3 separate regions of the Mus musculus genome follow, and all the other regions are linked to region 1. A link is a loop called in an ENCODE intact Hi-C map of the cell type or tissue named here. Cell type or tissue: left cerebral cortex. All regions are shown on one strand.

The links. Peaks named below come from ENCODE experiments on the same cell type or tissue, not always from the same donor. Only the 100,000 strongest peaks of a DNase experiment are listed, where the experiment ranks them.
Region 2: a loop joins it to region 1, with 1.9 times the contacts of the local background. A loop is called at or near these places in 2 of 42 quality-filtered maps.
Region 3: it touches region 1 in a loop (2.6-fold over the local background); 4 of 42 quality-filtered maps call a loop at or near these places.

What each region holds. Positions count from the first base shown.
Region 1 is chr10:98,738,661-98,743,660 of GRCm38, reverse strand. No RefSeq gene overlaps it. Among named protein-coding and RNA genes, the nearest start is that of Gm40750, 66 kb to the left of the region's middle. In left cerebral cortex, no CTCF peak of the experiment used is centred here; DNase peaks (open chromatin) are centred at 603, 1,601 and 2,033; H3K4me3 peaks cover 259 bases; H3K27ac peaks cover 472 bases.
Region 2 is chr10:98,621,970-98,626,969 of GRCm38, reverse strand. No RefSeq gene overlaps it. Among named protein-coding and RNA genes, the nearest start is that of Gm34297, 87 kb to the right of the region's middle. In left cerebral cortex, no CTCF peak of the experiment used is centred here; DNase peaks (open chromatin) are centred at 1,909 and 2,066; H3K27ac peaks cover 741 bases.
Region 3 is chr10:98,911,997-98,916,996 of GRCm38, reverse strand. It overlaps Atp2b1 (ATPase, Ca++ transporting, plasma membrane 1), which reads right to left and starts at 1,845. Exons shown (of 21, transcript NM_026482.2): 1 at 1,626-1,845. In left cerebral cortex, CTCF peaks have their summits at 1,889 and 3,133; DNase peaks (open chromatin) are centred at 345, 1,983, 2,554 and 2,962; H3K4me3 peaks cover 3,559 bases; H3K27ac peaks cover 4,194 bases.

The DNA.
Region 1 (5,000 bases):
TGGAATGAGTAGAGACTAGGAGCTATATCCTCAAAAGGCCCCAGAATACTCAGATAACTTGAAAAATATGCTATTAAAAAGTTGTGAAGAAGTGTCAGGAAGAAGAAGAAGAAGAAGAAGAAAAAGAAGAAGAAGAAGAAGAAGAAGAAGAAGAAGAAGAAGAAGAAGAAGAAGAAGAAGAGAGAGAGAGAGAGAGAGAGAGGACACGTGTGTGTGTGTGTGTGTGTGTGTGTGTGTGTGTGTGTGAGACAGGGTTGTATTGGTTTCATCTGGTCACTGTATTATGCCAGGACACCCTAGGGGAAGCTCTTGGACTTCAACATTCTGCCCAGATTCTTCTTTTTGAGTTGCACGAGAAAGCTTCACTCTTTTATTATTTTCATATTGAATTAGAAGCTCTTTTACATAAATATAATTTTCTTCAGCATCTGTTGATTTTTTTGGACCATGAAATTTAGCAGGAAATTAAAAGCATGAAGATTTGCATAGCATAATGCTGAGTTATGCAAGTTTGAAATAGGTCTTTATCTAATTCTGTCACAGAAATCTGTTTTTTAGGAGCAGAAGGCTCGGCAGGCTCACATTACTCATTTGTGCGTTTGCGAATGCCACCTCACTCTCCTCCCGAGATGACTCTGTGGCTCACCAGCTTCAACAGCCAGTCGAAAATGCACTTGCCAACAGCCTCGGTCGGATGCCAGCTCCTGGGGGGCTTTGACTGTGGTGGACAGCTTGACACGGAAGTAGCCGGAGTCAGGACAGAGTCAAGGTCGGGAGATAAAGTCGAGGCTTTAACCCCGGTGGCAGTCAGCATCGTCCATCTTGGCATACAGAACGGAGTACAAGGCCAAGCACTTAATGAGAATCTTTCGGAAACCTTGAATTGTATCGGTCCTCCATCTTCTGTCTGTCTTAGGAAGCAACACGCTGACTTCACGAAATGCTTTCAAGAACGCTAGGAGGTGCATGGTATATGCTTATAGCCCCTCACAGACAAAGGGGTTTCTTCAGGCCAGTGATCAAATACCAGTGGCTCAATTTCTGGTCTGAAGTTGTTCACAGATGTTCTGGTGTTGACAGATTGAACATTTAGCCCCTCTTTTTTTTTTTTTTCTCTATACCTGTTTCCTGGGTGAGACCCGAGTCCCTCTTAAAAACTCAGTTTAAATACTTCAAAGAAGTATCCATTTCTCTACCGCCTGGGTTTGTAATCTTCAGCTAGGAACTCCTCATACCATCCTTTAGAGGGAAACCATCTATAATGCCAATTGTTTAGTTTTGGAGCCGGAGAACATTTTATATATCAAAACAGACCTGGCTTCCAGGTTCTTCCAGCATCCCTCAGTCCCTTCCTGGCATTCCCTGCGCCCCCAACCTTGAACGTTCCAGCCTTGGGGCTGGGCTGCCCTTTCCCCAGAGGTCTCTCTCTCCTCTCTCTCTCTCTCTCTCTCTCTCTCTCTCTCTCTCTCTCTCTCTCTCTCTCTCTCTCTCTCTCTCCCACTCCCTTCCTCCTCCTCTCCCTCCTCCCCCTCCATTCTCTCTCTGCGCACTCTCCCATTCTTTCTCTCACTGCCATCTCCTCATGGTGACTTTCCTGGCCTCAATCCTTGGGGCCATCGAAGAACAGCTTTCCAGTAAACCTGCCTTTAATATAATCTAATCTGGCTTAAATTGGCTCATTTCACCAAGGGAAATCTATCACCAGTAAATTGTGTTGTTTTAATGAAAGCCCTCATTGCAAGCTAAATGTGGTGGCAAATGCCTGTTATCTCAACAGGTTTGAAGCTGGGGCAGGAGGAGTGAGTAGCCATTTTAGGCTACAAGGTGAAATCCTGTCCGGCAAACAAACACTCTCATAAACAAACACTCCTCCTTCATGTGAACTCCCGATCTTGACACTTGTTACAAAAGGGGTGAACAGCTATTTGTGTGTGTGTGTGTGTGTGTGTGTGTGTGTGTGTGTAGATAGGGCAAGCTTTACTCTTAATCAAGAGTGTGTGCTTGGAAGATCGAACACACGGAGAAAGGCAAATAATACACTTGGCTTTTGTTCTAACCCAGATAGTGACTGTGTCCTTCCCATTGGCTGGGGTCCAACCCTTAGTCAACAGTCACACCGGAAATGAAGGAGGAAGGGGGCAGGGATCGTTGTTCCTGGAAAGTTGCAGGGGGTCTTTTTCTGTAAACTAAGGTTTTGCATGTGTGGGAGATTAAAATATTTGTATAAAAGTCTTTCAAGGTACTTATGGGAAGATACAAAGATTTGAATTCCTTATCAGGAATGCAAGTTTTATAGTATTTAATAGAAAACACAGAAATATATTAAATATTTCTTATAAATCCTTCTTGTTTTTAAACATTCTTTTCTTTAAACTCACTAAGTTCTGGGCTCTCTTTTTCTGTCCCCTCTTCTAGTAAGCAGGTTCAAGAGGGAAGGAATACCTGTGGTAGTTGATTTAGGACAAAGAATTAATGAGCCTGGCTATTTCATCTGCATGATTTAAGGTGAGCCAACCTTTTAGGCATGGTCCTTTGACCAGGAGATTGACCTGGCCCCGTTGTAATATTAGGCCAGCACCCAGGGGCTTATCTTCTCTTGAGCACCAGAAATTTCTCTAAACAGGTTTTCATTGCTGCCTTAACATTCTGCCTCCCCAAAGAAGTAACTTCAAAATACGGTTAGGAACTAGATCAGAGATCAGAGCTGCCCAATGCTTTTTGGTATCTTTTGCCTCTGGCAAGGGTGAAGCTGCCTTGGGACCGATGAGACATTTCCAGCTTTTGGTTAAGAAAGAAAGTGGATATTTTTCTTTACCCTAAACTCCCTAGCCAGTTTTTTACCTCCTGTTCTTATCACTCCTTCTCCTTCCGAAGACGTAAGCCCAACTGTCATTATGAGATTGGGGTGCTGATTGGCCTGACTTCTTATAGTTGAATTTGGGGTGTTAGATGCAGCAGTTTAAGAGACTCTCCCTCCAAAGGGTCTTATCTAAAAGACACCAACTATCAGATACATGATTGCAAGTCCTTGGCTTGTGCCTAGATAGAGAGTTTAAACGTCCATTAGTCATTAAAATCTCTTTATGAACTCGCAAGATCCCCCATCTATTGGGCTCCTCATGCTTCTTCATCCTCTCAGGTTGTTCTCCAGAGCCCAGAAGGTTCCTTTTGGTGGCTGTTGGATCAGCTGGAAGGCAATGTATGCCCTTCCATATGGCTTCTAGATAGGGAGAGAAAAGAGATATTTAACCATCAGTTAAGCTTTAGTTTAAAACAATGGTGGATTTGTCTCCTTTGGCTGGAGCCTGGTGCTGCAGTGAGCCAACCTTTGAAGTGCTATATCTGAGCAACATTAAAAAAAAAAAAGACTCAAATAATTATTGAGGTAGACTTGTCTAAATACCATCTCATGTAGACTTATATCTAATGTCTGGGGAGTATAAGCTCCTGGATGGTGACCAATCTCTAGTCTTTGGTTATACTTTCCTGCTGAGTGTTTAATAATGTGCAGCTGGGCAAATTAATTACTTTTTGTATTGTCTAGGCCAGTTGGGGATCTGGTATTCAGGGATCCCTTGAGAGGAACCCTAGGCTCCTTTGGCCTTTCTTTTACCAGTTCCGAATCCCCAAGATGGAAAAAGAAATACAACTGACCCAAATTCTCATGGCCAAATGAATGAAGGCAAGCAGTTAATTAAAGCAAACATTTCTATTTGTATGTACAGGCTGTCTTCCCTGAGGCAGGTTTGAGGGGTCAGGATTAGATGTGAGGAACAAAAGGGTTTTATAGCTCAAAGGTAGGGAAGTTTCCAAATAGGGGATTTGGTGGGCAAAACAGCTTGGGCTGTAAGAGCAGAACGTAAGCATAGCAAGTTCATCACAATGACCTCCTGGAATAAGACATGATTCCAAGAGGGTCCTTACAACAGGTAGTCATTGTAAGGTAGGCAGAACAATTCTTTTGAAACAAAGGTAGGGTTGCAAGTTGGTTATAAACAACTTGTTGAAACTCAGAGTTGATTGCCATTTCCTGGAAGAGGCAGTACAGAAACATTTATAGTTAAGGTTACAGGCGGGGCATAGCCCAATCCTTGAGAAACAGAGGTTTAATCATAAACAGGAATGAACCGAGTTTGTCTTTACTCTAGGGTGACTTTTGAGCCTACCATGGAGACAGGCTGATGACAACTGAAGAGTTGTCCATACATGAGATGATAAGTCAAAAAGACCCTTCACTGTGGCTTCCCTTGGAAATATTGACAAAAATCTTTCCTCTGTGTTGACTGTCTTCTTTGTAGACTGGATACTGGTTCAAAATCATTAAGTAAGAACTCTATGCCCTCCTCCAACAGAACAGGTGACTTTCCACAGTTATACAGCATTTCAGGAGATGTCTCATAGTCTCCTGGGACCTCATTGACCTTGGAGCACAGGGGAGAAAATATTCTCCTTTTATGTCTCCCTAACCACATTAGTATTGTCTCCAAGTATGGTTACTGAACACCCAGAAATTAGTCACGTCAGTCTGATACTTTTAACTACTGTATAATATCTTAAAAACTAGACACTTCTGAATAAGTTTTGATGAGACATAGATTTTAGTCAGTCTGTGTTGTTTTTGTAGCTTAAATAACTTACTCAACCTTCATAACTTGCATGAGCTGTTCAGACTTTTTTTTTCCATTGTGAATTTCCAGTCACTTCCATCTTTATATATGTATATAAATCCCTCTTCACTAAAACAGTTTCCATGTTTGCGTTCTTCTGATGTTTTCTTCCATTTTTTTTCTCTTAACACCACAGGATATAACATAAATATTAAATGAATTTACTGTGGGTTGTGAGAATTTTTTTTTACCTGGTTGAGGTGAACTAAGCAATATTTATGGCTTCTTCTTAAGGTTCTAATGACAAATGGATCAATTTCATCAAAGGGTGAACAGATTTTTTTAATGGGAGGGGAATGGCTCTATTGAGTTTCAGTAGTAGTTATTGACTCT
Region 2 (5,000 bases), 120 kb after region 1:
CTGCTCCACAGAAATTGGGTAAGTAAAGAAATTTAAAATCAAGATAATGAAATAATTTGTGCTGAAGCAAGGGGACGAGAAGAGTTCTTAGGGACTCACACTAAAATGTTTGTTCGTGATATGTGAGTACCTTGTATAGTAGCTCGATTTTATTGTTTGGCTAGATTAAATAATTTGAATGGTGAACACACGAGACAGTTTGGGTAGAAGTAATCAGAGCTATACTGAAATAAAGGTCGCTTCTATTTGTTATAGACAATGACCTAATTGTATTCCACTTTGTTCATATTGCCTGTGCAGTGCTAGACTTTGGGTTGACTCATTAAACTAGATGGTACACTCACCTTAAGCTGCTGTGAAGTTTAGGGAAAGAGGATAATTAAAATGTACAATGTTACATCCATGTTCTGGATTGCTTATCTGGTTATGGAACGGGTTTAACATATTCAGGTAACTTCTTAACTTTGATGAAATGACATGAAAACCACTAATTCCCAATTTGTCTCAGACTTGGAGTCTATTGAAAGGACATTTAGAAGACAGACCTAAGAATGCGTCCAGAGGAAGAATGCTCACGGGATGAGTGAGGAACAGTTGAGGGCACGAGGACGCTTCTCAAAGGAGAATCCAACATTTGCCTGGAAGTGAAGGCCAACACAAGGTCAGAAGAACACGGATTATATGTGGGTGAAACCCCATGGTTTATTTACATACCTGTTCATGTATATGGTCCATACACCTACTAAATATTATTATTGTGCACACACTCTGTTGCAGGCATTGAACACTATGGATTAGAAATATCTATATTCATTATCTTAGCTTTATAAAATAGAGAATGTAAGTCTGGCTTCATTAAGAATGTAATAAAGTTTTAGACATTAAGTACCGTTGCCCATGGTCACACAGTCAGTGAAGAGGTGCAGCCAGTGTTCAAATCCCGCCTTGCACACTCTTCTTTTAGGTGTGTAAATGGAACACTGACTGGGGCTATCTAGTCATAAGGATAGGATAAAGCTGGTCTGGAAACTCCAGCCGAATTTCATTGAATTCATGAAAAACAATCCAGTTTTTCTTTACCTTTTATGGAACCTGATATAGAAAGTTGAGGTTGGAGGAGAACCCCTGGAACTTCACATGCAGAAACTGATGCTACAGGTCAGACCACAAATACCCTTGCTGCTCATAGTTGACTCATAATCACAGCAGCATGCTAGGTGTCCAAATCTTCAGTGGACCATTCTGATACTATTGTGTACCTTCAAATGTCCAGACTGGAAATCTGCCCACTTCTCGGTGATTCAACTGTATCATTGAAAAGGCTTTTTAGCATCCCTGGCAGAATCTTCTCGTAAACCTTGGGTGCTTTTAACTCCCGTGGATTTTGTCATGCTAACATATTCTCTCAGTAGACTTCTGCCCATTATGTCTTTGACTGGTAGGTACTTCATTTTCTTTTTACAAGTGGGAAGATACAGCTCTATGGTGCATGGTATAAAATGCGGTTGTTAAAACCAAGAATGATGGCCTGTCAAGATGATCTATATTGTCCATCTAATTGGGAATGTTGTCATTAACATAAAACACTCTACTCAATGCAGGCTTTATGTAGCTATTAAATAAAAACAAGTAAACCTGTGCATTATTATTGGTACCCTGCAAAAGTTGACTGATGCTGGATGTTTGAAGCACTGACATTTTAGTCCGGCGGTACCCATCATGATGTTGTTCAGGGATGGTTTGTGTTTATATGGAATAGAATCTGAAAGCTTCTCAAAGAGAACTAAGCACCTCCTGCCAGCCTGGCCTGGCTTGCTGTTATCTAAGAGACTATTGCTCCTTCCACCGTGGCTAAACTTTCGAAAGCTGCAGAGATAAAACACCAGCTGGGGCATTGCTGCCTGAAAACAGGACAGTAATTGTAACAGACTCGGTGCCTTTGTGAGTTTATTTTAAACATCCCTTAAAAAGAAGGGTTTGTAATTTTCCTTCAGATTACAAGCTGACATTTTGAAGAAGAAGAAGAAGGAAAAAAAAAAGTCTAAGGGAATGCAGCACGTCTGTCTGGTGGCAGCTGATAATTACCATAGTGTGAGTGGGGCTCGATATAACCCAGGCATTTTAAGAAACATGGCTGATTACAGTGCTGCAAGAGTAACTCGGTTCGGGAATTTTGCTTTGTTAGGCAAATTGAACTGTCCTGCATCACCAGTTTCATCTCTCTCTCGCTTCGGATGGTTTTCAACTAGGAGCCACCTTTATATCGGCACTGTCAGGGCTGTTTTATGGAGGGTCTCCAGGTGAAACTCAATAGGAAACACTGAAAGTCTTAAAGGGAAAATCACAAAACTGATTCTTATCTGGGAAAAGTCCTGGCAAGGTCCACTTTGCAGTAGTGGTTTTTGCATTATTTAAAATGTTTGCTTTAAACTTTATATACCCCAGTACAGGGGAACGCCAGGGCCAAAAAGTGGGAGTGGGTGGGTAGGGGAGTGTGTGTGTGGGGGAGGGTATGGGGGACTTTTGGGATAGCATTGGGAATGTAAATGAGGAAAATACCTAATAAAAATATTAAAAGGAAAAAAAAGGAAAAAAAAATGTTTGCTTTACAGAGGACTGCCTGGTCTGGCCTCAGTGAGATAAGATGCACCTAACTCTTGAGAGACTTGAGGCCCCAGGGTATCCTCTTAGAGACAGTGGGAGGAGGCATGAAATGGGGAGCAGTCAAGGGTGGAACAGGAGGGGAATGAAGACTGGACTGTAAAAAAAAAAAATTCCCAAAATAAATAAATAAAATAAAATGTTTGCTTTAAAAACATTTAAAAAAAAAAAACAGAGAAAGACGAATAATTTTTAGCCATACTTGACCCTCCCCCCAAATACCACACTACTTGCCTTTGATATGTGTCCCCTAAGGGAATTTACAGTGAAGGGTTTATGGTAAGTATACAGAAGGAGTGAGAGACAGTGGTTCCCATGAAAGGAAGCTAACTATGGTCAAGGAATATTTTCAACTGCAATCATCAAACACACAGAGATCACTTTTAAATGAGTTGCATAGTAGTTGCATCAATAATTGTATGTGTGTGTATGGGGGTGGGAGGGGTTCAGACAGAGAGAGAAAGTCAGAGAGACAAATATATGACCAGGATATTTCTGAGCACTTGAGGTTTGGAAGTCAGTCAAAGGTGCACGTTGGCCAGAATGCAGGTTTTAGTAGTTTTCCTCGATATCTTTCTGAATCTTACCTTATCAAGCTTACCAACTGTTACTTCTTATGAGTTAATACTCAACTCTAAGTTTTTAGTTCAAGAAATACTTCAAACTATCCTTCCAAAAAAATGTCTAAAAATACTTCCAGTCAAGAAACAGAACCAGGCTTTGTGGGGTCCAAAGCCCTCTCCCTCTCTACAATGGAGGCAAAGTTATGGATATAAATTGAGATCAACTGCCCTGGAAAGATCCTGAGGGATCTTGAAGTCGAGTTCCATTTGCTTCTAGTAAATCCATCTTTACTTGAGAAAGAGCCAAGATGGAAAACAACCCACAGTTGAAACTCCATTATTTTTGTGTGTTTACAATACTGTTTAAGACAGAGAGGGTGTGCTATTTCTTTGTGACACTTTCTTCCAATAGTCATTGTTGATGCTACTCTATCTTTCCTTAAATTCTATCCCCCGTCCTATCTAGCTCATGTACAAAGGGGTATACTTTGTGTCCCTGCAGCTACCTTTCCAACGTAGCATCTGCAGCACATAGTTAAGGTTGCCTTGTGTTAACATAGCACTAAGTTAGTATTGACAGCTGAATTGTGGTTCCCAAATCCCATCCCAGTTTATGTGATGAAACCCTCACTCCTTTTCTCTCTCTTTTTTTAAAAATGTAATTTAACTTTTTATATAAATCTGTTAACATTTAATAACATATTTTGAGCAAATAGACATGTCACATTCTTCTTTTTCTTTTGTACCTCAACTCCTCCCAGAGAGCCCCCCTTTCAAAACTTGCAGTATCTTTCATTTTTTATCATATTCTTTAAAATGTAAAGACTATTGTAACAATAAAAAATGAGTATTATAAAAGTTGTTTGATATAAAACAACAATCAATTGAACAGTCTTATGTAGATATTTGTCTACAGCAGCACTGAAAATACATACATTTTTCTCAATATAAATATTAAATAACTCCAGACATATTAACTGTATGATATTTTAAAATAATATATCACTATTAATTTTTAATGAACATAAATAGATAAAGTATTTTTGTTTATTTGTTTTGTTTTTAGTAGAGCTTAAAATCTTGTCTCTTACTGTGGTACAAACACAAAATAAGAACAGTTTTTGGACATTCGAGCTCATGGTAATAAGGCTGAAGGCTTTGCTTGATATTTATAATTATTGTATCAACTTTGAAGAAGAGGACTTTATAAGTTATTCTTATTCTGAGATGAATGCTTTTCAAAATCATCACAGCCAATGAACCAGAATCTTACCCTCACCTAACGTCTGTGCCACCCTCCAAGCAGAACCATTGTTCATTGAAACAGTTGATGAATGACTTCATGGATAGACCATCTTAATATACACACCATTTCTTAAATGAATGCAACCTGATCCCTGTGGGCTGAGAATGATGACAATCACTCAAGTCAAATAGCTTTGACCATAGCAGGAAATCTGTATCCAAAAATCATGCCTACAATTCATTCCTTGGCACAGCAGAACTGTCAACTCAGCTTACAGGGGTAAAATCCTTTGGTGATGTGAGGGACATTCAAGAAACCCTCACTCCTATTGTTGAAATGTGACCTTAGTGGGAGATACATGATTTAAAAAGGTAGCATAGAATAAAATAAAGCAAGGTGTCGTTATTAGAGGGAGAAATTTGAACATACCAGAGATATAAATGCAGGTAGCAGGTGAAGAGGCATCAAGTAGACCACTATCTTTAGATCAATAAGAGAGCCCTCAGAGAAGACTCACTGGGTTGGCACCT
Region 3 (5,000 bases), 170 kb before region 1:
ATCCAAAGCACGGTAGAAAGTAAAACATCTCCCTGAAAACATGGCTTAAAAGGCCCAATTTCCTACACCAGCTTTCAAAAGCTCTCAACAAGAAAAAAAAAAAAAAATTTCTATTTACTTCAAATTTGAACTGACCAGGAAGGGGAAAAAAAGGGATGGGTGCTAAATGAAACATACAAGTACAAAAAGCAGATTCTCCCCCTTCCAATCCCTCTTTTAATTCCCCCAATCCGGCTCTGCCACACACAAGGACAGGGAGTCTCCCTAGGGAAAGCTGGTGGCAGGGCAAGTGAAGGCTCTCCATTCACTCAAATGGGCCACTATCCAAAGGGATGCCCTATGCGCGCTTTGTACAAACCAGGTCCTTACAAGTACTTATTATTATAAAATACACCTACGCTGAGGATCAAGAACCTTATTTTAAAGTAAGACTGTCCTCAGGTGGGGGAGGTGAAGCACAACAAAGCCTTCCATGTTGAAAGGCAGACAGTCCAGACATGCATATACCTCCACTCGTATGAAAAAAAAAATCCATATAACTAATTTATCAGGAACAGCAATCGATACCGACAGGAGTCATTAGATTATTAATAAACCCAGAAAAGTAGCATGCATAGCAGCCAAAGGTGGCTGTCTGCAGCGCTCTAACCCCTAGGAAGGGTAAAAAAAACAGCCTACCGAGGAGGTTCGCGTCCTTACCAAGGTCCTGCAGACCCTTTTACCCACGCAGACCAGCCCCAGCTTCCCCTTGCGGGTCCGATCACCGCAACAGCAAAAGCATTCCCAATGCTAGAGTCCCGCAGTAAACTGGTGACTGAAATGTGCAGAGACCAACCTGGGCAAAGACCGAGGCGCAGACCCAGGGGTCGCTAACTAGCTAAGACACAAAATTCTCCTGCAAGATGAAATAGAGAAGAAGCCCCCGCCACCTCCGCCCCCCCCACCCCCGCAATAGGAATGCCACCCTCCTTTCTTACTGACCCTTTCCGAGGACAGAGCAGATTTTCCCCCTTTTAAACTAAGTACATAAACATGAATCGGAAGCACCCGTGAACATCCTGGGGGGCCAGACTCAAGACCTGAAGAGAGCGTCCAGGCGGCTCTTCAACTCCCCGGGAGTCACCGTCCTGTCTGACAGGCATCTATCACACCATCCTCTCCGGGGGGCCGACGACAAACCTTCACCTTGCACGGGCAGTACCTCCCGGGGGCCCAAGCCAGGGATTAAATGGGTGACCCTCCCGGGTCGCAGGAAGAGGGAGTGCCGGGGCACCGCTGCCCTCAAGGTCACCACATGCCGGGGTAGGGGCGACCGGTGTTCAGATGGGCTGTGGCGGCAGCAGGGGCAGCCCCGCGAAGTCCGAGAGCCCTCGGGTGTAGACGAGAAGCCACCGGGACGGCGACTCCGAGCTGGACCCGGCGCCGAGGCGCGCGGAGAGGAAGCCTCCTCACCTTTACGGTCTCCTAGCAGGAGCGAACCCCGGCGGCGCCGCCAACTTCGCGGGGACCCGCCGCGCTCCACCCCGCGCCCAGCTGTCAGGACCCCCGCCGCGCCCTGCGCGCCCCACCCGGCCTCCCCCGCAGGTGGCCGCCCCCGCCGCGGGCAGCCACCGGCCGCCACTCACCTCGCCCGCAGCGGGAACCATTTTTTCCGAGGGGAAGAATCAAGGAAAGCTAGGCGGGTGGGTCCGGGGGATGGCGGCGAGGGGTCGCGGGACGTGCCCGCAGCCGGCTCGCTGGGTTCGGGGCGCCACGCGGAGGTGCGGCTGCACCTCGGGAAGGAGGCGGCGGCGGCGGAGCCCAGAGACTCGGCGTCCACCAGCCGGGGCTCCCTACTCACGCTGCACCGCGAGGAGGCGGCGGCGGAGGAGGAGGAGGCGGCGCCCGGCCGGCCCCCGCCCAGAGCCCGGCGGCCGCCGAGTGGCCGCTCGCGTCCCCGCAGGACCCGCCTCCTCCGCTCCGCAAAGCCGCGCTCAGGGCGCGCCGCGCTCGGCACAGCAGCTCAACCGGCCCCGCGCCGGCGTCCGCAGCAGCAGCAACAGCAGCAGCAACGGGCGGGGTGCAACCCGGGGCGGGGTCCGGGGACACCGGTCCGCAGACGCGGAGCTCAAGGGGCAACGGCCAGCTCCGGGGCAGGGGCCCGGTGTGCACCGGGTGACCCGCGAGACCGCCCGAGCAGGCAAGGGGGGAGGAGGGCGCTCACCCGTTCCGGTCCGACGCTCCCTTCTTCTCCACACCTCCACGCCTCCCGCTCCACGCTGGCAGCGCAGCTGCTCCCGCTGCCTCTGCCACCGCTGCGGATGCTCGCGCGGCCGCCGCTGCCGCCTTGGCTGGGCGCGGTCACGTGACGCGGCCCGCGGGGAGCCTGAGGGCGGGCGGGCGGGCGCGCGCGCGCGCACGAGCGGAGGTAGCGCCGCTCGGACCGGGACTGGCGCTTCCCGGAGAGGGCGTTTAAGGGGAGGATCCGGCGAGCGCGGCCCCGCCTGGCGAGCGCGCGCCCGGGGTGGGGTGAGGCGGCGGGGATCAGAACTTGCAGCGCGCGGTGTGGAAAGGGTGGCCTGTAGTGCGGGGCGGGCGACTCGCGCCTCCGCGCGCCCCTCCCTCTCTTCCTTCCCTGCGCGCCGGGCTCCCGGCTGCCCCCGCCCCCTCCTGCGCTGTCGCCCCCTCCCTTCCCCTCCTGCGGCGGCTTCCGATTGGCCGTCGGGGCTCTGACGTCTGTGTTTCCATGACGTGTCGGGGCCGGGGAGGGCCGCGGGAGGGGGCGGCGGGGGAGGAGGGGGCGGTGACTCCGTCCGTCACCGCCGGTGCCTGGGCGCGCGGCCCGGCGGCTCCTGCAACGTGAGGAAGCCGGAGAGCGACGAGTGCCGCCGCAGTGGGACGCCCTTCACTTGGGGTCCCGCTCGAGTCGCCCCCGGGTGGAGGCGATGCCGGGTCACGGGACGGGAGAGCGGCTCGGCGCCCACTCCCTAGCGGACCTGTCTCCTGTCCCGGACGGTGACGCACTCGCCCGACAGCCAAAGTGCCTTCCCTTTTGGGAAGAGAGCCCACTCGCCCTGTAGGCGCGCTGGCCCGGCCACCGACACCGGGGATCCCCGCTGCAGCGCCCAAACCGTGTCCTCTAGCCGGTGCAAGCAGGCCTCGCAAGGTCCGCTTGAAGTCCTCGTGTTTCTCTTTTGGGTTTGCTGCTGCGGCTGCTGCTTTTTTTTTTTTTTTTTTTTTTTTTTTTCCTACCTGTGGCGAGCTAGTGGGTCTTTAATTCATAATACTTAAATCCTGCCCTCATCTTTCCCGAGGAGAAAGGAACAAGAAAAAAAAAAAAAATCATGCAGAGTACCGTGCAGTATTTAGACGGTAAAAGGTAGCCGACTCTGGTCCAACCAGTTCAAAAGAAAACCGCTCATGATTACTTCTACTTTAAAAAAGGATATTCTTGACTGTATCCACACATTTAAAGATGTGTATCCTGTCCCATCTTTCTGTAATCTCTGCTTGAACTAAAGGTTCCCCCTTCCCCCGAACAATTTAGACCTTATCCGTGTTATTTTCAGCATCACTTAGCTTGAGAAAAAAACATCAAAAAAAGTGATCTGTAAGTGTTTTGTTTTGCTTTTTTCAACCCTGAATTGGAAGAATTGGTAGTTTCATAGTCTTCTCCAAAGCACACCGGTAAGACAAGTACTGCATTATGTATGTTCCCTGTCGGGTAGCATTTGTTTTAAAATAATATAAAGGCTTGAAAAGAAAATACTTGAGTTTAAAAGCAAATTTTCCATGATAAAACTGCTGAAAATAATTTTTCCATTTATATCTTCCACCAGGGTAGACATTACCAACCTCTGAGCTGTGCCCTTGACATGTAAAACTGGCACTGGGTATTTCTCTCTCTCTGTTTATCACAGAGAATTGGTTGATGTGATACAATAAATAGCCCTTCCTGCTACTATTTCAAATCTACAATTAGAAAAACAAATTAATTAAATTTCATTTAGGTAATTTCCAGTATTTTCTCACCCCGAAGTATCTTTTAGAATAACGCAGACACATTTATGAACTCTTGGCTACTTCCCCGCTTTTCTCCAAGGAAGTCCCCATAGAAAATTGAATTATGCATTCTATTTTAATCAAGAATTTGACATTAAAGTATTAAGTGAATCATTGCATGCTGCACCAGCAAAACCCATAATAGACTAAACTAGAATCTGTTCACTTTGTGGGTTTGCTGTAATTCTAACTCATAAGATGCATGTTGTAGAGTATATGCTCACGAAAAATCACCGAAACTCCTTACTATAGAGCATGATTGCAGTGAAATTTTTATTGGTATCCAAAGATGTACCCACAAGTGAAAACATGCATGTCCCAGAACATAGTTGTGTGCACTTCATGTGAGTTGCATATATGATAAACTCGCTCTCAGATAGCCAGGGTAATTGTACTGTATATTTGATTTGTGTGTTTTTATGCTTCAGATACAAAATTAAAGCTGAAACCAGTATAGAAGCAGCTGAGCTTTAGGAAGTTCAATTCCCCCCTCCTGCAGGGCTTCATCCTAAAACCTCCCCAAATGACATACTTTTCGGTGTAAAACTGCTGAGTTGCTTAATTAGGGTTTCTTATTTTCCTCTGGTGCAAGAGATGAGACTGAAGCCTCATGGTGTCCAGCAAGTCCATGGGGTCCTGGGCTAGTGCTCACCCTTCAGCACTTTTCCTTAGAAAATATGGAGCTGCCTGAACTCAGAAATGCCCCTGTGTATTATATGAGCGCATCATCTTCATCTTGGACTTAATTTATCCCATGGATTAATTGATCTGGAGATATAGTAGTATACATTAAAAGCAACACAAGACAATTTTCTATTAAATAATAGGGTAGTTTTGTAAATGTGTTTTCAGATACAGAAGTGACTGTTTTTGATGTTATATTGAAGAGGCAATAACATATTTGGCAATTTTCATAGGTGCAGTCCTTTCCTTCCTTATAATGGTATAATTGTATTGAC